Regions from separate parts of the Homo sapiens genome. Here all the other regions are linked to region 2. A link is a contact called in ENCODE Hi-C or POLR2A ChIA-PET data. All regions are on one chromosome and are shown on one strand. The core of a region is the stretch at or near the end of the contact, and the rest is flanking DNA. Distances in the headings are between cores, read along the strand shown.

Region 1 (5,469 bases), core at 2,620-5,119, 4.4 Mb before region 2:
ACCTATTTGATCTTGGACATATCATTAGACTCTAAGTGTTTCAACTTCTTCTACAAAAGAGAAATACTGTCTCCCCTGCTTACCTCTGAAGGGTGCTTGTGAAAGAAAGGACTATAGAGAATAACCCATAAAGGACTATAAAGAATTATTTTTATTTTATGTATTAAAAAAATTTTTTTTCTGGCTGGGCATAGTAGCTCACGCCTGTAATCTCAGCACTTTGGGAGGCTGAAACAGGCAGATTGCCTGAGTTCAGGAGTCCCAGACCAGCCTGGGCACCATGGCAAAACCCTGTCTCTACAAAAAATACAAAAATCAGCCAGGTGTGGAGGCACATGCCTGTGGTCCCAGCTAGTTGAGGGGCTGAAGCAAGAGGATTGCCTGAGCCCAGGAGGTCGAGGCTGCAGTGAGCTGAGATCGCACCATGGTACTACAGCCTGAGTGACAGAGTGAGCCCGTGTCTCTAAAAAAAAATAAATTACAAAAATAGTAATTAAAAAAATATTTTTATAGGCAGAGTTCTCACTGTGTTCCAGACTGGTCTTGAACTCCTGGCCTCAAGTGATCCTCCTGCCTCAGCCTCTTGAGTAGCTGGCATTACAGGCATAAGCCACCATGCTTGGCAAGAATTACGTGTTATTTCTAGCATAAAGCATGCGTGAATGACCAGGCTGATTTATTGTCCATATTCAGTTTGTGGTTTTAAGGAGCAGCTCCTCAGGAGGCAAAGTAAAAGGAAGAGCAAAAATAAAATATATGTAGGTAATACAGACTATATGCCAGGTACTCTTGTAAACACTTGATGTGCATTATTTATCACATATAATTTCAGAACTACTTGTTGATGTAGGTCCTTTTTTTTTTTTTTTTTTTTTTTTTTTTTGAGACGGAGTCTTGCTCTGTCGCCCAGGCTGGAGTGCAGTGACACGATCTTGGCTCACTGCTAGCTCCACCTCCCGGGTTCACATGAGGTAGGTGCTATTTTTATCCCAAATCTATAGATGAGTGCACAAAGGTTAGAGTGGTTCAGAAATACATGCAAGTTCACAGGTCAGAAAGTGGAAGTTCCAGGGCTCCTAACTCTCTCTGTCTGATCCCAGACTCACTCTTGCTTCTCAAGAAATCCCCTGGCTTGTAGTGGAAAGAATCCCAGAACCCCAGCCATATGGCAGGAAATGTGTTCAGCGCGGACTTCTCAGGCGCTCAGGTTTGCCTTCAGGCCCTCCCAGTTTGCAGTCCTCTCTGGGGATTCTTTCTGGCACTTATCTGACAACCACATTTCATAGGATGGAGAGGGTATTTGGAAGAGATGTCAGCCTTAGAAATTTAATCAGCTGGGCCAAAAGCAATCAAGATGCCATCTGGACAGGCTCTGACTTCCTGCCCAGAAGATAAAGACATCTGGACTTAGTAAATGCCAAGGACATGCTGACTTGGTCCCCAGGCCCATGGGCCACTCCTCACTTCATGCAGCTGTATTTTCTTAATTGCACAGAATCTATGGGCTCTGAGCTACTGCCGGGACCACTGAGTGCCTATTGCTGTTGACCACCAAAGTAAACACTGCAAGCTGTAGTGACTTTCCAGTGCTAAGGAGATGGAGTGACTGCAAAGGCCACAGTAAATAGGACTCTTTAATGACAGGGCAGGAGGAGGCTGCCCCAGGCCCAATTTATTGCTGATACAGAGTCTCTGAATTAGGGCACATGATGACCGCTGATCGTTAAGTAGGGCTGTGAGGAAATGTTTGTACATATGAAGAAGCTAATTAAGGTGGCTTGCCAGATATGCATACTCAATCTCTGCTTATTGAGGCTTCTTCCTCCTGTGAGGGAGGCTCTCCCCAATCACATAAGATCTCCAGCAGTCATCCTGCATGTGAGTGCCCTGGGTAGAATATGAAGGGGCTCGGGGACGAGCTTGGGAACTAGAAGTAAATGGTTAAGATTCGGCAGAGGGTTTTTATTGTGGCAATATCTGAACATTTGCACATATTTTCTAAACATCTTTCTAGAGATGACTTGAGTCTCACATACGTGTTTCTATTTTAAAGCAGAGTTTGGATCCTTCCAATAAGTGCCCAAAGCCACCAAATTTGGTATAGCTGGGACTAAAATGCTTTGCTTTTCCCCAATAACTTCCCCAGAGAAAAGTGCTACTTGCTCTAAGTAGACTCGTGAGATTTCCATTTTATAAATAACACTGATCAAAACTATTGTAAATAGTTCTCTTTCAGCTCCTGCATGGCTGGAACATATGTAAGATTTTTAGGTTTTTGAGATTTGCTAGTTTGGGGCAATTTACATTTGGGAGTTTTAATTTCAAAATAATAAAAAATACCGAGTGTTTCCCAAGTTTTCGATTCTAGCCTAAGATCTGGAAACAACTATAATTTCTGACTTAAGAACAAAACCAAACCAGCCCCAGTCGCAGAAATCTATCACTTTATTATGTGGAGATTGATGGGGAGTTGGTCAAAACCTTGCTCAATCCCTGTGACCTCCGTGCTCAGGAAAACACATCTTCATTATTTTTCTTTGATTTTTATAGGTTGCATTTGTTTCTTTGCCTGTCGTTCATTTCACTTCGATTGCATTTTCTTTCTGAAAGTCTTTTTCCTGTAAGGCCAGTTTGGTCAGCATTCAGTTCTTGCTTTAATTGGGCCTCTTTAAGCTTTCATCCCCTCAGATTTTTATATTCGTTTTTATTGTTGAACCTCACTTTAAGCTGTGGCTTTTCATTGTCATACCTTCCCATTTGTTCCTCATTCACCAGAACTTTGTTTCTGTGGGATCATCATCTTTCTTGGTCTGTGGAAGGCCCAGGTAGCACCCATTTGTTTTCTTCCCTCAGTGTCTCGTTGGGGCCCACTCATCTGAGTCCTTGGGGTTGCTCAGATGCCTGATCATCTCAGCAGCCAGCACCATCAAAGAGGAAACCTGCCTGAGATCCCGGCTCTGAGCTTCTTCCAGTTCAGGGTCTGGGACCTAGTGTCCAGCTGAGGCACCGTGGGATGTGTTTGTAGGAGGTAAGTCAGGGAGTGGTGGGCTCCAGCCCCCTGAGATGTGACATGCCCCACAGCCCTGACATTGGCCAATGTGGTAGGCAGTTCACCTCTGAGGTAGGGCAAATCTAGCTTTTTGACTTTTTCCCCAAATGAGATGCAAGATATGGAGCCTATGGAGAAGAAAATAAGAAGCTAAGAACTGGTGTGTCTTGGGTTTTCAACCAGAGAAAAAATCCAGTTTATATGGCAGAATAAGCATATACCATGATCAGACCAGCCATAAACAGACATCAAGGTAGCGAAAAAGTCCTTACAGAGAGATGCCATCAGCAATGGCCAAGTATGGTGATATTCTAACATTCTAGTTTCAAATTCTAGCATAGTTTTTCTCGTTGGAACATAACTACTGTAGTTCCTGTTGCAGTCTATAATTAATGAACAAACAAACAAAAAAAGAAGTAAAAAGAGGAAATTGTAAAATTTCTGTTCCCACCTTCTAAATATAGTTTAATTTGCTTTAAACAAATCTACCATAACACTTTTAATTTGTAGAACTGATAAACATTAATTTATCAAAGGACTCATATTATTTGTGACTGTGCTCACAGACTAGAGTTCCTTGTAGAATTTCTTTCAACTGTAACAAACGTGGTGCAAGTTTTTTGATGACTTGATTTTTAAAAATTTAACTACACATATCTTGGCTGTATAAAGCGAGGCTGACTTGTAACTTTGAAACATGCACATTAAATAGTCAAGAGTCAATAAAGAAACTGAACAAATGACAAAAAATGTTTGCTTCAAGTGAGTCAGTCATGACAAAACTACTCTCAGAATTGATTTGGAGATAGCCTAGGCTGTGGTTTTTCAGAGAAACCTGTACAGCTGGGTGGGGCACTGCGGTTTGCTAGTTTCTGGAGAGGTCAAAATGTGAAGTCAAAATGGTGTGCTGATACGGGAAATGACTGAGCTCCATTGCAATTCAGACCTATGACAAGCGGTTAAGGCACCTGCTATCCCCAGGCCTCAAGCTCTGTGTGGGTGCAGTGGAGCTGGATTCTTGAAGAGCTGGTTGTTTTCCAGGGCAGGAGATGGCCTGCTCCCAATCCAGAATTCTAACAAGAAAATAGCCTGGCCATGGCCCACACTTCCCAAATAGATGCACCTTTTTTTTTTTTGGATTGTCATCTTTTAAAAAAAAATACATATACTTTCATCAGCAGAATTGAATTTGGAAGGTTGCTGATGTTTTTTAAATTAATAGAATATGAAGCATTTACCATTTTCATAAGAAAGCTCATTAAAATTTACCTTTTATCCCCCTCTTGTCTGAGAAATGAGTATCTAGCACATAGTGCTTACTATTGCCAGGTACTGTTCTAAGTATTTTAGAGATGCAAACTAATGTAATCCTATGCCTAGACTCTGAGTAGTCTTTTCTAGGCAAAGAAACACAAGGAAGCTAAGTAAATTGCCCAAGGTCATTCACTGTATGGATGGGTTGGGGCTTGAACCTAGGGAGTCTGGCCCCAGAGATCAAACAAGAGAAAGAAGGCATCAGGGAAGCCCGAAGAAGGGAAAAAAAACCCACCAAAACAACCAGTTTTGCCCAATGCTTTGAAGAAAACTTTTAATCCTGTCTCCTTCCTTGCCCATGAAAAATGTCCATTTAGTCATAGTCGGAGTCAAGGGCAGAGCGAGGTGGGAGAGTGCCAGCCCGATGCTCTGTGACCCCATCCCAGCCTCGTCCCCTAGGCTTTCTCTTAGGCAGTGCTCTCCCAGCCTCTGTCATCTCCTTAAACATGGGTCTCCTTGCCTGGGCGAACCCTGCACATCCTTCTGAGCAGCACTGCCCAGTAGAAATGGGAGCCACATATGCAACTGTAAGTTTTCTAGTAGCCCACCTTAGAAAGAAAAAAAAAACCACGAAACAAATCTGTCATTGCTTTCTTCTTCCACATTTTGCTTTTTAAACTTCTGTTTTAAGTTTTTTACTTTAAAAAAATTCCCAAAAAGGAGACAGAAAACAGCTCCTGGAAGAATTTACAACCAACTGCATCGGGGTCTGGGAAACTGGACCAGGGTGGGGATGAGTGGATGGGAAGGGGTCCCCTTTAGTCACTGCGGCCTCACTGGAAGACCAAGGGAGCAGGGATTCTTCAGTCAAAAGGGAGGCAGGGAAGAGAAGTGGGAGGAGGTGGGAGTTGGGTGGTTGGAGGAGATGAACAGAAAATAAAATGTCGTTGTCTGGTTAAATCCAGAGAAAAATACCTGGCCCTGTAAGGAGGGAGGATGCCCTTCCAAGGGGATGGAAGGGGTCTGGAGGGAAGCAGGGTAGGGAGGCCACCCTGAGACCCTGGGCAGGCCCTGGTGGAGGAAGCGGGCAGGGGCCTCCGGGACTGTGGGACACACTAGCTATTGTGTTCTTGTGCCATCACCCTGTGTGTTCCCAGAGCAGCTCC
Region 2 (5,481 bases), core at 2,425-4,924:
TTGATAGCAAAGGAGAGCCTGCCAGGTCTAACTGCTCATCCTGACCTCCCAGCTTCTTGCCTGGCCTTTAAATAACCCTCCCTTAGGTGTCCTGGAATGTCTCCTTGCTCTGATTCCAGAGCAGTTATTTTTTATGTATTCATTCAACAAATTTAGCGTCTGTAATATGCCCAGCATAGGCCATAAATGATGACACTGACAAGACCCCAAGTTGGAGAAACTAAATGAGCCCTAACAACAAGTGCTGACCCGAGCCACAATAGAGGCCTGTTGAAGGGAGAAAGAGGTAATGAGGTGGGGTCAGGGAGGGCTTCTGGAGTAGGAGATTCCTGAGCCAAGTCCTAAAGGATGTGTATGGGCTCACCAGGTGGAGAAGATGGAACGGACAAGTCTGGTCGTGGAAAGATGCCCTGGGCAGAGGGAACGGTGCGGATAAAGGAAGGAGAGCAAGTGGAAGATGGCAGCCAATGGGAATGAGCAATGCATGGGAAGGAACTGAGGGTGAGATGAAAGGCAGCGCACCAGGCTGCAGAGATCAGCCCTGGCGGTTACATTTTTCAATTAATTCTCTTATTTTTATTATATAAAACATTATTTTGGCCAGGCGCGGTGGCTCACGCCTGTAATCCCAGCACTTTGGGAGGCCGAGGTGGGTGGATCACGAGGTCAGGAGATCGAGACCATCCTGGCTAACACGGTGAAACCCGGTTTCTACTAAAAATATGAAAAATTAGCCAGGTGTGGTGGCGGGCACCTGTAGTCCCAGCTACTCGGGAGGCTGAGGCAGGAGAATGGCATGAACCCGGGAGGCGGAGCTTGCAGTGAGCCGAGATCGTGCCACTGCACTCCAGCCTGGGCGACAGAGCGAGACTCCCTCTCAGAAAAATAAATAAATAAATAAATAAAATAAAAACATTATTTTACTTTATTTTTATTTTATTTTTATTGTTTTTTTTAGAGACAGGGTCTAGCTCTTGTCACTCAGGCTGAAGTGCTTGGCAAGATCATGGCCCACTGCAGCCTCAAACTCCTGGACTCAAGTGATTCTCTCACCTCACCCTCCAAGTAGCTAGGACTACAAGCACATGCCACTGTGCATGGCTATTTTTATTTTTCAGAGACATGGGCTCACTATGTTGCCTAGGCTAGTTTCAAGTTCCTGGCCTCAATAAAACATTATTTTAAAAAATCAGAGATGGCAAAGATTATGTTCCTTGTAATCTCAATAGTGGGGTAGAGAGACACTGGACACTAACAGATGCTAGGTGACTGCTTTTGGCCTTCTGTGCATTTGCACTTCACCTTTTGCATTTTTCTACTTAGCTGTTCTGGGAACATTATACATTTCCAAAGAGCTTCTTGTAACAAAAGTTACAAGAAATAAGAAACATGTATGACTTTTTTTTTTTTTTTTTTTGAGACAGAGTCTTGCTCTGTCACCCAGGCTGGAGTGCAGTGGTGCCATGTCGGCTCACTGCAGACTCTGCCTCTCGGGTTCCAGCGATTCTCCTGCCTCAGCCTCCCAGGTAGCTGGGATTACAGGCACGTGATACTATGCCTGGCTAATTTTTGTATTCTTAGTAGAGATGAGGTTCCACCATGTTGGCCAGGCTGCTCTCAAACTTCTGACCTCAGATAATCCACCTGCCTTGGCCTTCCAAAGTGCTAGGATGATAGGCATGAGCCACTGCACCCGGCCAAAACAGGTATGACTTTTAAAGAAAGCAAGGAATCATATCCTATTGTGTCTTTTCTGTCTTCGGGTGGTGATTTTAAGTACTTTGCATCATTGAAGAACTATTTAGAGAAAAATAAAGTGTGGCAATTAAAATATCAAACCCTCTCTTCTGATACCCTGATACATATGAAAAGTCAGTTTTTACTGGCCTTTTTTTCTGTTGACCATGGGAGGCAAGCACAGTGTAAATCATACCTTTGCAGTTTAGCTCATGCTCTCCTCCATTTGCACAAAGCCTGGCCATGTTCATTGCTCAGTCCACTCTCAACGCTTCTGCAAGGCTCAGCTGCAACCCTTTCCCAATTGCATTCTGTTCCTTTAATGTCTGTCCTACACAGTTCAGTAAGAAATCATGTGGCCATTTGTATTATTTTCTTATAAGTACCTTGAAGTCTGAACCTAAGTTTACCTCCAGGTGTAGACGCACCCTTTCTCTACCCCATCCTCCCCCTTTACTCTGCCCCACTAAGCAACCAATGGAGTAGAAGTAGTAAGTGCTCAATAAATATGTGAATGAAAAACCTTAAGTTCAAGGCATTTTGTATAGAATGTTTTAATTTTTATGGGTATATTTGGAGTCCTTTATTTAAGACCACAGTGCTGATGTCCACAATCTGTCACTACATAGTGCCTGGTGTGGTGGCTCATGTCTGTAATCCCAGCACTTTGGGAGGCTGTGGCGGGCAGATCGCTTGAGTCCAGGAGTTCAAGACCAGCATAGCCAACATGGTGAAACCCCTACAAAAATAAAAAATTAGCCGGGCTTGGTGGCACAAACCTGTAGTCTCAGCTACTGGAAAGGCTGAGGTGGGAGGTCAAGGATTCAGCGAGCTGTGATCGTGCCACTGCATTGCAGCCTGGGCGACAGAGTGAGGCCCTGTCTCAAAAAATGAAATAAAGTAAAAAATAAAAATAACTACATAGCGAAAATAATCAGAAGAATGTTTAAGGTCTCCAGTGAAAGGACAACAGGCTTGTTGTGCTGTTCGCAAGCACGTGTTAGATGCGATTCACTCATGTTGTTGGTGTGTCACTGGGGGTTGTGACTGCAAGTTGTCCAGGTTCTTGGCATTGTGAACAAAGAATTGGACAAAACGCCCAGCAAAGCAAAGAAAGAACAAGGCAACGAAAGAACGAAAGCAGGGATTTACCGAAAACGAAAGTGCACTCCACAATGTGGGAGCGGACCGAGCAGAGCTCAAGGGCCCGGATATAGAATCTTCTTGGGTCCAAATACCCACTAGAAGTTTCCTATTGGCCATTTTATGCTCACCTCAAACCCGATTGGTTGCAAGAAGCAAGCAGTCAGAGGCTAGGGTGAAATTACAAAGTTATACTTCTATGCAAACGAAGACTGGACCCCCAATCAGTCTGATTGGTTGTGGACAGCAACCATTCAGAGGCTGGAGTTAAGGTTCAAACTTGGCAAAGCAAGCCTCCACCAGCAGTAAGTCTGATTTGTCGGGGACAGCCAATTTCCTATCTGCCCTGCGGAAAAGGTGGGGGGGTTTGCAAAGGGAGTAGCCTTTGGTCCTTTTGTTACTTAGGCATGGAAAGTTAGGGTTTTCCTTTCAGTTTAGCTCTAGGAAGTCAGCGTGAGACAGCCTTAGGTTCCCTGCTTCCAGACTTATTCTCCTGCCTTAGGTACAGTCACTATCGTGATATTATCTATCGCTGTGTCAACACAACACCAATCCAAGCCCAACCGCAGCTCTCTCACTGCCGCACCGCTTCGTGAGGGTCGATCCGCCGGGGAGACCTGCTCTCCTGCGCTCGGGACTAGACGCGACCTCGCGGGGCTGAGGCTCTGTCCCTTATTGGCTGGGTCAGGGGGCGTGGCGCGGCTTGACCAATCGCGGGCGGCGCGCTTAGGCACGTGTGTGGACAGGCCTGAGAATCAGAGAAACCTTCTCTGGGGCTGCAAGGACCTGAGCTCAGCTTCCGCCCCAGCCAGGGAAGCGGCAGGGGAAAGCACCGGCTCCAGGCCAGCGTGGGCCGCTCTCTCGCTCGGTGCCCGCCGCCATGTGGGCCGTCCTGAGGTTAGCCCTGCGGCCGTGTGCCCGCGCCTCTCCCGCCGGGCCGCGCGCCTATCACGGGGACTCGGTGGCCTCGCTGGGCACCCAGCCGGACTTGGGCTCTGCCCTCTACCAGGTAGGCTGAGCGCCCCGGTGGCCTGGCCGCCGGTGCCAGGCTAGGAAGCAAGTGGAGGAGGGGCACGCTTCAACAACTGCTGCTCTCTTGTCCGGAGCCCCAGTTGATTCTGTGACGCACGTGAAGTTTGAAGAAGAAAAGCCTAACAGATACAAGAAAGTTTAGTTCACTTTTAGAGCTGGCACTGTACTTTGTGTCTTTGAAATCAGTGGTTCTTAAAGCCTGGTTTAGAATTGCCACCTGGGGAGCTAGCTGAATAGCTGCCTGAGCCCTACTCTGGACCTTGTGGGTCTCAGGTGGAGTCGCTGTGTTTATATTGTTAGTGAACTCATTAGGGGACTTTTGGCAGCCAGCTTTGGGAACCACTGGCCTAGAGCAGCCCAACGAGGGGCGCTGTGCTTAGGAAATTTGAGTTTAAAAGTTGATTATGATGGCCGAGCCCAGTGGCTCACGCCTGTAATCCCAGCGCTTTGGGAGGCCCTGGCGGGTGGATTACCTGAGATCAGGAGTTCGAGAACAGCCTGGCCAACGTGGTGAAACCCCATCTCTACTAAGAATACAAAAATTAGCCGGGCATGGTGGCGCGCGCCTGTAATCCCAGCTACCTGGGAGGCTGAGGCAGGGGAATCGCTTGAACTTGGGAGGCGGAGGTTGCAGTGAGCTGAGATCGTGCCATTGCACTCCAGCCTTGGCAACAAGAGCGAACTCTGTCTCAAAAAAAAAAAAAAAAAAAAGTTGGTTATGTTAATAGAAAATATCCCACAGTATCTTTGAGTGGCTTTTCTTGGAATTAGGAGGCATCATAAGGCCAAAAAACTCAAAACTTGCGAAATATCAGAGCTGGAAAATTTCACTGTGTTCCCACGATTTCTAAGCCTATACAGATAACATCTAAATAGTGCAAACAACACACAATTGTTTGTCAGTCCAGAATGTTTAATTCAGAATTATTAAGTGGTTATTGTGGTCTAGGCACTATTTTAGATATTTGGCATGGATGCGTAGGAATGGAACTAATAATTTTGTAGGGAAGATGGACAAGAAAGCAGGTAACTGTGGTACAGTGTAAGAAGGGTTGTCTAAAGCTTGAGAAGGTGGTTACAGAAAGCTACCGATAGGAAGTAATGGGTGAGATGAATCTTGGGTAAGAGCTGGCCAAGTTCAGGGTGCAGGATGGAAGGTAAGACTGTATAAACCAAGAGAGTTACAAGAACATAGGTACTGAGTTATGAAAGTGTATATCTGGTGTGAGGACTTGAATTCCATGTCTAGGACATGGAATTCATTGAATAGTGTCTGGTGATGGGATTGATTGATTATGGGGCCAGATAGAGGAGGATCTTCCATGCAAAAGCCACATTTAGATTCCATTTGGCAGGTTGTCCATTAAAATATTTAAGTAGATAAGTGGCATGATCCTATGGATATGGTAGAATCATCAGTGTGGTGGCAATGTGGAGGATGGATTGATATAGGGAAAAGACTAGACCTAGGTGACAGTGGAGAGTTGAGTCTTGAGATGAAGGAGTCAAAGTTAGAGTTGTATGTAGGAGGGGGGCATAAATACCTGAGGAGCAAAGATTATAGAGTTA
Region 3 (5,439 bases), core at 1,110-3,609, 3.4 Mb before region 2:
TGGTGTTTGGGTACTTAATGTGAGTATTTTATTGCAGAGGTTTTCAATCAGTGTTTCCAGAAGCCTTAGAGTAATAGTTCTGAAACCATAGGGCATGCATCAGATCACTTGGAGAGCTTATTAAAATACAGATTGCTAGGCTCCACCCTCAGCATTCCTGATTCAGTGAGGACAATTTGAATTTCCAACAAATTCTCAGGAGATCCAGATGTTTCTAGTCCAAGGATCCAGAGGTTCTAGACAGAAGGAAGGGAGGTGGTGCAATGGGCCTCTTGGTCTTGTTACATGACTTCTTATCTTATAGTTGTATTTGGGGATTCTAGACTAGATTTTATTAAATAAAAAGATTATTTTTAAAAAAGCTTGAATACTGCTGTTTTGTTGCCTTTGCTTTTGTTTCATAGAAATCAATTGAAGGTGAAAATAAATAAAAATGCTAATACTAGTGATATGGGGAGATATCATCAGTTTAAAACAAATGAAATACTGAATTTATTTAGTATATGAAAAGAGAGCCTTATTTTCTTCCCTTGGGACACTCTTTATGATGAAAAAACGTAAAGGAAATACAATGTATGCTGGAAATAAATTACTAAAGACTGTGTCTAAATGAGGAGGTGCATTTGGGAATTTTATTGTTTTTAGGTTTGCGGGTGAACAGAATCCCACTGCAATAGTGCATAAGACTCTTTCCAGCTATCTCCAGAAGAAGGAGATAACTAGCAAGGTTTTCACTGTTAGAGTTTGTTCAGAGCGGAACCTAAAGGAAATACTGGGAAGGTCACAGCAGTTTCATCTCAGCTTATTGGATTGGATCAAAGTAATTCTACTGCAAGGCAAGGTATATCATTCCATTTACAGACAGAGAATGCATGAAGTCCTTCATTTCACACAGTAGGTGTGAAGAAGGTACCTTGGTAAATTTCCTATTTGCTTTCAGATAAAGTGTATTCTTAAACATGATGTGGGTAGCTGCCTGTTTTTGTGTCGCCTCTGCAAGAGACATCTTGGAATAATAGAAACACCAGTGTCTGAATAGCCTAAAGTGGAGCTTACTTTTCTGTTAGGTGAGTCACCTTTAAAAATGATATTTTTTAAGGATAAGCGATGAATTTTAGGACGTTCTTCCCTCTACTTCCAACGTCCACAAGAATAAACCACCAAATTCAACGTTTTACAGAGGCCAAGTGCTTAGGTTTTGTGTGTTTGTTTTTAAGAGTTTTCTTGCAAGGAAACTGGGAGGGAACTATAAAAGGGCTTTAGGCAAACAGGGTGGGCGGGTGCAGGGCTTTAAGCTGCAGAAAGGAGAATCTGGAAAGAGCTTTTAGGAAGCAGATTCTCACATGTTTTAATATGAAAGAGTGGCACACGTGGTGCTGGCATTCCATCTTACCATCAGTGGAAGGTTTGAACCAACATCAAATTTTTCTGGAGCAACTTAGGTAATTATTACTTGAAGAATATGCATTTCAAAACTAACACCTTTAAGAGACAATGTAATTCACCTGCGCTTCCCCGCCCCCCCCGCCCGCGCCAACCCCACCCCCCGCCAACCCCGCCCCCGACTCCGCGAACGCCGAGGGGCCCGTGGTCTGCCTGAGTGACCTCCATTTGCTCTGTCATCTCAGGACTAGAAGCCATCAGCCAGCGTACGCCCTCAGAAAACTCTCTTCCCTTCTCGCGGGTCCGCCTGGCTCCCGGAGGCGGCGGTGCCAGGCTGCCGGAGTTAGCCAGCGGCAGGCTGCGGGCGCCCGTCCCTCCGGTTCACCCTTTCACCCCTCCTTCACCCCCGGAGCGCCAGGCGGGTGCCGCGGGTTTTCCGCCCACTCGGAAGGCAGTGCTGGCGAGACCAGGAATTGCAGGGCCTCTCCGCTTTGGCGAGCTCTGGAATCCGAGTCCTCCCCACCCCAGCCACTCTGCTGGGGCGCTAGGGGCTCGAAAAAGCCTGGGGTTGGCTGAAAGACACTCGGATTAGAGACGCAGCCAGCCTCCAGGGAGGTCTGAACTTGTCTTCGACCTCCCCGAACCCCTCCGCCTCTGCGCTGGGAGACGCCCAGCAGCCGGGCGGGCCCGGGACGTGTAGAGCCAGAGCACTCCGCAGCGGAGGCAGCGCGCGGCACGGCCGCCCGGGGCATCCCCGCGGCTGGGGGGCGGAAGGCGAGGGCGGTGGCAGGAAGGGTCCGCCAGGCCTGAGCTCGCTCCCCCACTGCCAGCCGCCGGCTCGGAGGCCCGAGCCGTGCGGACGGAAAGGGGCGGAGCCGCGGGCTCTGGTTGGTGTGGGCTCGGGGGCGGGGCGCGCGGGGCCGGGCCGGAGGCGGGGCTAGCGCCGGGCGCTGGAGCTGCGGGCGCACGGAGAGGAGTCGCCAGCAGCTGGAGCGGAGTTGGAGGAAGCAGCGGCAGCGGCGAGGGCGGCAGGCTAGCTGTCGGAGACGGCAAGCACGGATCGGGCACGGCCGGCGGGTCGCAGCCGGGCTGGAGGCCGGTCGGAACCGAGCGGGCAGGAGGCCACCGCTGCAGCGCGGGCCCCGCAGAGGAAGGAAGCCGGCGGGCGGGGTAGGTAGGCAGCAGCAGCCCCGGGTGTGTGTGCTCGGGCGGGGGAGGCGGTGCATGTGTGCACGGCTGCCGCGACTCTCTTCCTGTCACTGGCAGCGGCTTCTCCTTCTGCAGAGCCCCGCCGGGGGGAAGCGGGCTGGCCACCGGCCCTCCCCGCCTCCGGCATCTCCTGGCCGCCGGGCAGCACTACCCCCGCGCGCGGCCGGCGTCCTGTGAGATCCCCGCCATCCTGACTCCCGTTTCCCCCGTCCTCCTGCGAGCTGGTCCTGCACGCCGCCGGTCGCATTTGCCCCCGGAGTTGCCGACGAGCTCGGGCTTCCTCCCACCCTCCGTCACCGCACACTTCGGAGGGTCCCCGCTGTCGCCTTGCTGCAGTTTTCCGGGGCCCCTCACCGGAGGAGAGCGCCCTGGCCGCTGCCTTCGTGTTGCGGGAAGGAGCGCTCCCTTCCCCCGTGGCCCTCCAGCTGCAGCCAGGGTCGCTGCCCGGGCCCTTCCCGGGGCGGGCGAGGCGGCGGTGGTCCCCGGAGCTCGTCCCCTAACCCCCGCCTTCCGAAGTTTGCCGCCCTCCTCTTCCGGGGTGGGGGAAGTGCGCCTCGGGGCGGTTGGTCGCTGGGGCCCTAACTCAGCGTTTATTGCCAGCCAAGCTTGGGCAGGTTGTTGGAGGCATATTTAGTGGGGTCTTGGAACCGCCCGGAAATCCAGCTTTTGGAACGTGGGGCGAGGCGGGAGGGACCTGCCCAGCAATATGGAGCCGGCTGGGGAGAGCCAGGGAGCCTGCAACCCGGAGCTAAAATATCGTGGGCAATTCTCTGGAAACCACAGCTCTAACCTAAGCTCAGAAACTGCCCCTCAGATCACAAGACAAAGAGAACAGAAAACCTCTGGCCAGGCACTCCTGTACAGAAATACACTTTGATAACCAGAATTGGAGCCTGAAATGCAAGGATATATGCAGAATGGCTGTTACGTGTTGAATGCAGAATGTGTGTCAACTGGGTTTGGGGGAATTCTTCTGTTTCCCGGGGCGCTATTAATATCGGAAAGGTCTCACTTCCACCGTTAATCCCTTGAGCTGCAGCGCTGTTGGTGTCCGAGTGTGAGTCTGCTCTTTATTTGGGGGCTTCATGATTTTAGGTTTTTTTTCTTTTTTCTCTTCTTTTCCTCTTTGTCAGCCAGTGCGAAGTACCAATGGATAAAGCAGTTCCGGGTTTTGAATGCAACATAAGATTGTCATTTTGGTGTGATGAGGCTCAAGTTTTAGTAATCAGGAGGGATATTCACAGAGCTTATTGGTCAAGGCTTGATGTGGAGTTATATTTTAATGCTTCATTAGTTCTGTTACGTTTTGGCAACCTTAAAGATGGTTAGATATTAGCTAGGAAGGGTTGGAGTGGGCAGACAGGTTCATTTCTTAAGCAGGTTATTAGAATATTAGATTGTCACAGTTTGAATTACTAGGAATTTGGTGACTTCTGCACAGAAGGCCACAAGTATCTTTTAACATTGAAAAAGGAAGAAAAAGCAACTCACTAGCTATACAACTTTTTGACAGATTACACTGTTCTTGAAAAACCGTTTAGAAGAAAGCAGATAAGAGTTTTCTTAGGTGCAAAAGTTGATTAAACTTTAGGAAGCAAGTGTTTTTGACCAGTATAAAGAAAATAAGAGTAATGTGTGGGGGTGTGTGTGTGTGTGTGTGTGTGTGCGCGCGCGTGCCTGCGGCTAAAGTTTGGGAAGAAATGTTGGTTCAGAGTTAAGGTTTAAGTTGGAAAGGCCAGTGGAGGAGGCTCCCTGCCTTGCAGAACTGCTGGGTATTGTCACTGCTTGCCTCTTCAGCTTTTATATGCAGGTAGGTACTAGATAATCATATTACTTTTTCCAGAGAAGTGGATAGATTTTTATGATTGGGAGAAAGTTTAATGTATCTGATACTGGCTTGCAAAGTGTAATGTGCATTTACTTTTAACTTTCATCTTGACTTGGGACCTGTTCTTAGTTGCATAACAGAACTCTGCAGTGTACACACTGCTATTTGATGTTTTATCTGCTTTTTAAAAATAATGATATCAGTGAGTCTCTTCCTATCCATGATGCTGTATAGTCAGTGTAAAAAGCATTTTGTTTCCCATTTATTGAATGTTTTTTCTTTAGCGATTTCTTGAGTTTAAATATACTAAGCGCAGGAAATCCTCACAGAATAAAGTTGGTTCTGGGAAACAGAAGTGGAACAATAAGTTATAGGAATACATATTTTGATTATAGACAGTGATGATGGTGGTATGCGTTTATCTTTTGGTAATGTCAGTTTCACCTAACGTGATTTTTGAAGGACTTTGAATTGTAAATGCAAACCTACTCAAACTAACCCAAATTTTGTACTGTTAAAAGTTTTGGCCATTTCTTTACATTTTTCCATGACTGTCATATAATTTTTAGGTTGATATGTTGATTGAACATATCAACCTAAATTGATATGTTCAATCAACATATTGGTCGTTCAGGGGAGTATTGTAAAAAGGCATCTACTCTGAAAGATTGTTCACATGATCATTAAAATAGGAACAATTCTAGTTCAGCTTTTATTGTGTTTGCATTTTGTGATTTGCAAAATACATGTTTTATTGAATAAAGAGATGGTGAATGAGCAGGCTGAAAAAAAATTGATTTTTATGCTCAAGTAGAATATAGCCAGTTGAGATAATGTTTGTGTTGGGTTTTGGAATTCTCTCACGTCAAGGCATACACAATGCAAAAGATATTGTATGTTTCATATGAGCTCCTCCAGCTCTCCCTCTTGCAGGGCACAGGGTTTGCAAGTGAAGGCAAGAGAATGAAGCATTTTAATGAAGCCCTGGAAGACTAGAAAGTTAGTTATCAATGGAAGGA
Region 4 (5,170 bases), core at 1,828-4,327, 4.6 Mb before region 2:
GCAGATTGGGAGAATTGCTATATCTCAGATAGAAGCAGGGATAACAATCCATTTTGAAGATAACAGTTTCACTTTTAGCTATGGTTAGTAATATCGAACCTAAAAATGATGGCACAGCAGCCAAGTAGAAAGGTCCAGCCTGCTGTTGGAGATGCACCCTAGGGAGAATGTTCGGAACTTCATATATAATGTAGATGAAGGTGTAGGAGGTGTCAACAGAGACACTGAGTCCTCTTTAAAATTGTGAGTAGCGGGGGCAGATGCTCGGCAAAATCCACCTTGCTCCTTGTTCCTGTGGTTTAGGTCTGGACTAAGAAAAAAAAATAGTCATTAGTTTGGGGAAGCATGTTCAGCTGCAACCTGCAACTGAGATTTCTTGAGTTCAGTTAACTAGGGAGTAAGCCTGGTGTTCTGCTTTGGAGAAACACCTGAATGGCCTTAAGGTCCAATTTGGGTTCACCCTCTAGATCCGCTAGAGATGCCCCAGAAGCTAGAGAATGATCCTTGGTTGTGGGGCAGGGACACATTTGTTTTTTCTTTCTACTACTAGGATTGGGCTACTGGAATTGAATGTCGTTAATACATCAAACTGGCTGTCAAGAGACCAAATGAGCTTGCTTTTGAGGTCCTTTTCACACTCCAGACACACTCCAGAAATTTCAGGCAATAATTTGTCCACCTTGCAGGTGCTCTACATATATTTTTAGAAAATGTCATTGAACTTTGTGAGAAACAATGGTTATTGGAGCTCTTCTAGCCCCGTGGCTCACAGTCATTAAGTGTGTAATTCACATGTGTATAGAATACATTTAACTCAGAACTGTCTGCCTAATACGAGTACAGACAGTTGTTATGGATCTGACCAAATTTTGCAGAACAATTCTGAATGATGTCATCTTTAATTTGTCGAGGGAAAATCCTCAGGCACCACTATTATTGCAAGATTTTTGTGTGTAGAAGTTATCTGAGGAAGAATATATGCCTTCCTAACTTCAAGCTACTTGCTGGATGCAAAATTCTTTTTGGATATAAAGAAATGTTTTATCAGTTCTGAATAGCTGGGCTGGGGGAGTAGATGAAATTTACTGTCTCTTGCGGTGGCTGAGATGTACATATCTGGCCAGAGATAAGTCCCCCAGGGGTCAAGGATGGCCTGGTGAGTAGAGCCAGCTGCAGCCACAATGCTAGATGCATGACAACGCCTCACACTTGGCTGTGTGTTCATCACTTATACCCACCTCCTTTGAAAAGGATTTAAGGTAGTTTACAATAGAAACATATATGAAATTAGTTAAAAAGGATAAGCAAGACCTCAAACTCTAAGATACTTTTATGTGGCACTTGAGTAAGATAACTAATCTAATTGAGGTCTGAATTTAGCTAAGTTTCTGCTAGTCAAAGCTAAAAGGGAAACAGGATTGATCCCACTGACTAAAGAAACCATGTGTGGTTTTGGAGCTCTATGCCTTGTCCTCACGTGGAATTTTACAAGAAATCTTTCGTGAAATGGCTGATGACCTCAATTCATCAGAAAGGGTGAAAATATATTTTAAACGAGTCCTTTTTAGTATGGTTCAACAAAGAAGGTTGTAAGTTCTGTGTTTGTTGCAAGAATATTGCTTTCCAGCAATGATCTAATTCATCTAGGGCCAGAACTCAGAGATAATGTTTACGTAGCGTGTCTCTCTTTGCCTTTCAGTTATCACTCTTCTCCACCTAATTTCGATCATTTCCAAGGAATCTTCAGTTTTAGAATAAATGCTCTGGCTGGGCCTAGAAAGTGTAGGTATTCTGGGGCAGTCAAGAAGAGAGCCTTCTGCTTCTGACGTTGGCAAAGAGCCTGAGGACTGGCAGTAACAAGTCACCCCCTCTTACCCGAGGAAGTGAACTGCAGGGATGTTAGCTGATCAGGACATTTTTTTTTCTCATGAAAGAATAAAGACTATGCTAAAGAAAAAATAGTGCTGGACTGAGACTCCAAAGCTCTGCACAGTGGAGTATGGGAGAGATCGTTTGGGCATAGAAATTTTAAAGTCATAAGTTTGTAACCCTGTGCCTTTTCCATTTACCTCATAATATGGTAAAACATGTGACTTTGAGTGGCACCACTTATTTTTAAGCCTCCAAGTGGGATTTTTTTTGCAAAATGTTATCTGAAATAGCTGAATATATTGATTTGATGAATACAGCTATTTAATAATGTTCTTATTTATTGGAAATTATCCGCTCAAAATAGAAATTTGTTTTGGAAAGACATTGGACTATGCAGTCAATTGTTCGTTTCTCTACTTTAGGAATGGCTAATAATAGATACTTTCTGACCACATCCACTCAGAACTTTGTGTTGAGAAAGATTCTGAGGCTCCGTCTGGGACTTAGTGGCTGAAAACTGTATAATCAATCAGCAGTATTTACTGCGGTGATGGAAGGATGGGGGTGGGGATGGCAGCACCTGCGCCAGGGATTTGCCAATGGAAATTGAGTTCAGAAACTGGCAGAGTTGCATTGAATTTATTTTGTCAGAAATTGGCCAGAAGCTTCAGATGCTTCTAAAAACATCCTTAGTTTGTTGTTCTTGGAGAACATGAATTTCATAGCCCTATAAACAGATTTGGGTTTTTGACAGAGAATGCAGACTAGGGCCAAGCTTATTTTTGCCCCATTTAAATTTGAGATTTCATTTTTCAAGAGAGGCTCTGACCCACTTTGATTCTGAGGGCTGTAAAGTAGTATTGCTTCTGGAGGAGCATTAAAAACTCAGTGTCTCTGCCAAGATCAGTTGGCTCAGTAATTGTTAAGTGCTCTCTAATTTGAGGACACTTCTCACACACAAACTCTTGATTCTCATAAAAACCCAATGAGATCATTCTTACTCTTTGTTTATTTGAACTTTATCCCATGATTTTTTATTGTGTTTGAGGCAGCCATAAAGTGATTTGAGGCCTCAATTTTGTGGGAATAGGTAGAATAGGTAGAGTTGTTTGATGATGTTATTCTTATTTTAAAGATGAGGAAATCAGGATTTACAGAGAGAGATTAACTTGTCCGGAGTCTTACAAACTAGGAAGTGGCAAGGCCAGGATCCAGTCTGCTCCTGTATAATGGCCTTGCACATCTCAGCTTTCTGTAGGTGACATGTTCTTTTTTCCTTTTACATCATCGGCCTTATCCCATTCTGAAACATGAGCATCCTGTGTTTGAGAGTGTGTGCTTTCTTTTAACTTCTCCATTTTTCCTTACTTAGGGAGACTAAAGTCGATTCTAATAACAATTTGGTAAAGTGTCTCACTTGGCATGGAGGGTCACTTAGAGATGTAATATCGAGTGATCTGAATGTGTCTGGACACCATGACCTGCCTAACTAGGAAAATTATGTCATAAAAGAATATTTATTTATTAAAGTGTGTATTTCTGAAGCCACCGTGACAATCTATTAGAATCTCCTGTTGGTAGTCAGGGATAACTAGCACATCCTAAAACAATGACATCAATAAAAAGCACTTAAAGAGCTGACATTAGAAACAAAACTCATGTTCCCCTTGAGAATGTCATATTGCAGCTTAAGCCCATACCCTGGGCTGCCTTGGCTTAGTAACAGCATCTTGCTTTGACAGCCTTTTGTTCTCCCTAGCTGATATTCTGGCGGCGGATATCAGCACATCAGTTAATGTGCTTTCCCTCCTGTAGGAACTGATTTGACTACAGTTATGTTACCTCATATTTTCTCCCTCATTAAAGTGCCTATTTGCAATTTGTTCGAAGGAGGTTGCCAGCCTGCAACCACTGTTGGAGCGTGGTGCCCTTTTACTGGTGATTAATTTACACAACTATACAGGGTTCATTGTCTAGCTGGATTTAGTTTTCATATCAATCTGAATTACACTAAAATAGATATCAAGGAATGCTGCCCCATTCATCAGGAGAGTTATAGCTTTTATTGAGCACATAGCATTTATATAGGATTTTTATTTAGGAAGCTAAGTGGTGAATATTGCCTTGACTATGTAGCTGACTTCATTTCGTGGAGGTAGATACATGGTTTCAAGTTCCAACCCTTTGCTGCCACTGAGCTTTTCTTGTGCTCATCATACCTATATGTACCTTCTTCATTAGGAGGATATGAAATGTCAGAAGTAGTCAGTTTCTGCTCTAGGCAGCATTTGTGGGTGAGATCCCTGGTCAAACCAATGCATAGATTTAGTTTTGGAGACAATAGTTAATGTCACTTATTTCTGAGGAGCTGCTTTTCCATGATGACAGACGGCCATCCCTTAGCTTTGTTCCAGAATCTGTATGTGTGACTTTGGAGCTGATCATTTTCATGATTTTGATAGAAGCTAGAATTTGGGATTCTGCTTTAATGGTGAAGAGAAGGTTATTTTAGTATGCCTGGATCTCCCTCTGAGATATTTTAACCTACCATTTGCATGACACTTGCTTTAAGGGACTTGGGGCTATTTGTGTAGTATCTCTAAGTGCCAGTTTCCTCATCTGTATATTGGGGAAGTTCACATTAATCTTTCCATGTTTGAGGATCATTAAGTACCAGGCACAGGGGAAATGATTAGTAAATAGTTTCTACAAAACTGAGGGGGAGGGGAATGGGGAGGGATTAGAGGTATTTGCTTTTGTCATGTTGTGATTTGGTTATTTCATTGTGTAATGTTGTGATTTGTCAACAGAGGTTTTATGCCAGTGTTATGACTTTACACAAAGCCTTAGTAGAGGTGGAGCTCCTGAAGGAATACAAAGATGTAACCTATGACTTCAGATAGTGGGGTTTACAGAGTGAAATATTGTTCAATTCAAACAGAGGAGGACAGAGAAAGAAGTCCTGGACCATGCCTCTCAAAATCTTTTGGCTGACAGTGCTTAGTGGTAACACAGAGGAGGCACTGTATTCATTCACACAATCTTCATTTCAGCAAGTGTTTTTGAGAAGCTACCACCAGCCAGGCTGTGTTCTAGGCTTTAGGGATACGGTGACAGACAGGATAGAGAAAGTCTCTGCTCTCATGGAGCTTATATCCCAGTGGGGTGCAGGGATTTGGAGAAGAGGATGTAACATAAACCAGAAAAACACTGGAGGAGTGACAAGTGAGCTGCAGAGAAGTAAAACAGGGGAGTCCATGGCTTCTTTCTTCCTGAAGGAGTGGCATGCGAGCTGGAA

What was found. A loop is a pair of places that touch in the nucleus more often than their neighbours do. ChIA-PET counts read pairs that join two places held with the same protein, here RNA polymerase II (POLR2A). Pooled maps may share reads with other maps.
Region 1: a loop to region 2 is called in a pooled map, with 5 times the contacts of the local background. The contact joins the enhancer-like site here to the promoter of MCCC2 in region 2. A Hi-C loop is called at or near these places in 5 of 50 pooled maps.
Region 3: a map of CD8-positive, alpha-beta T cell shows a loop between it and region 2 (14-fold over the local background). The contact joins the promoter of PIK3R1 here to the promoter of MCCC2 in region 2. A Hi-C loop is called at or near these places in 2 of 168 maps with a recorded cell type or tissue (CD8-positive, alpha-beta T cell and naive thymus-derived CD4-positive, alpha-beta T cell) and 9 of 50 pooled maps.
Region 4: a map of CD4-positive, alpha-beta T cell shows a loop between it and region 2 (6-fold over the local background). The contact joins the enhancer-like site here to the promoter of MCCC2 in region 2. A Hi-C loop is called at or near these places in 1 of 168 maps with a recorded cell type or tissue (CD4-positive, alpha-beta T cell). POLR2A ChIA-PET finds 5 or more read pairs at or near these places in 1 of 52 experiments (CD8-positive, alpha-beta memory T cell).

The regions. Positions count from the first base shown.
Region 1 is chr5:67,203,227-67,208,695 of GRCh38, forward strand. No RefSeq gene overlaps it. Among named protein-coding and RNA genes, the nearest start is that of CD180, 9.2 kb to the left of the region's middle. RefSeq lists an enhancer at 2,924-4,123. Within about 2 kb of position 3,870, at least 13 of the 41 ENCODE cell types and tissues checked have a DNase peak (open chromatin) inside an H3K27ac peak, as active enhancers do.
Region 2 is chr5:71,583,666-71,589,146 of GRCh38, forward strand. It overlaps MCCC2 (methylcrotonyl-CoA carboxylase subunit 2), which reads left to right and starts at 3,675. Exons shown (of 17, transcript NM_022132.5): 1 at 3,675-3,889. The coding sequence starts at 3,761. It overlaps LOC124900999 (a long non-coding RNA gene), which reads left to right. Exons shown (of 4, transcript XR_007058810.1): 4 at 1-589. RefSeq lists an enhancer at 3,334-4,120.
Region 3 is chr5:68,213,397-68,218,835 of GRCh38, forward strand. PIK3R1 (phosphoinositide-3-kinase regulatory subunit 1) reads left to right here and starts at 2,360. Exons shown (of 16, transcript NM_181523.3): 1 at 2,360-2,553. RefSeq lists silencers at 1,537-1,756, 1,977-3,076.
Region 4 is chr5:66,979,065-66,984,234 of GRCh38, forward strand. All of the region lies in intron 4 of MAST4 (microtubule associated serine/threonine kinase family member 4), which reads left to right. Among named protein-coding and RNA genes, the nearest start is that of MAST4-AS1, 23 kb to the right of the region's middle. Within about 2 kb of position 3,078, at least 3 of the 41 ENCODE cell types and tissues checked have a DNase peak (open chromatin) inside an H3K27ac peak, as active enhancers do.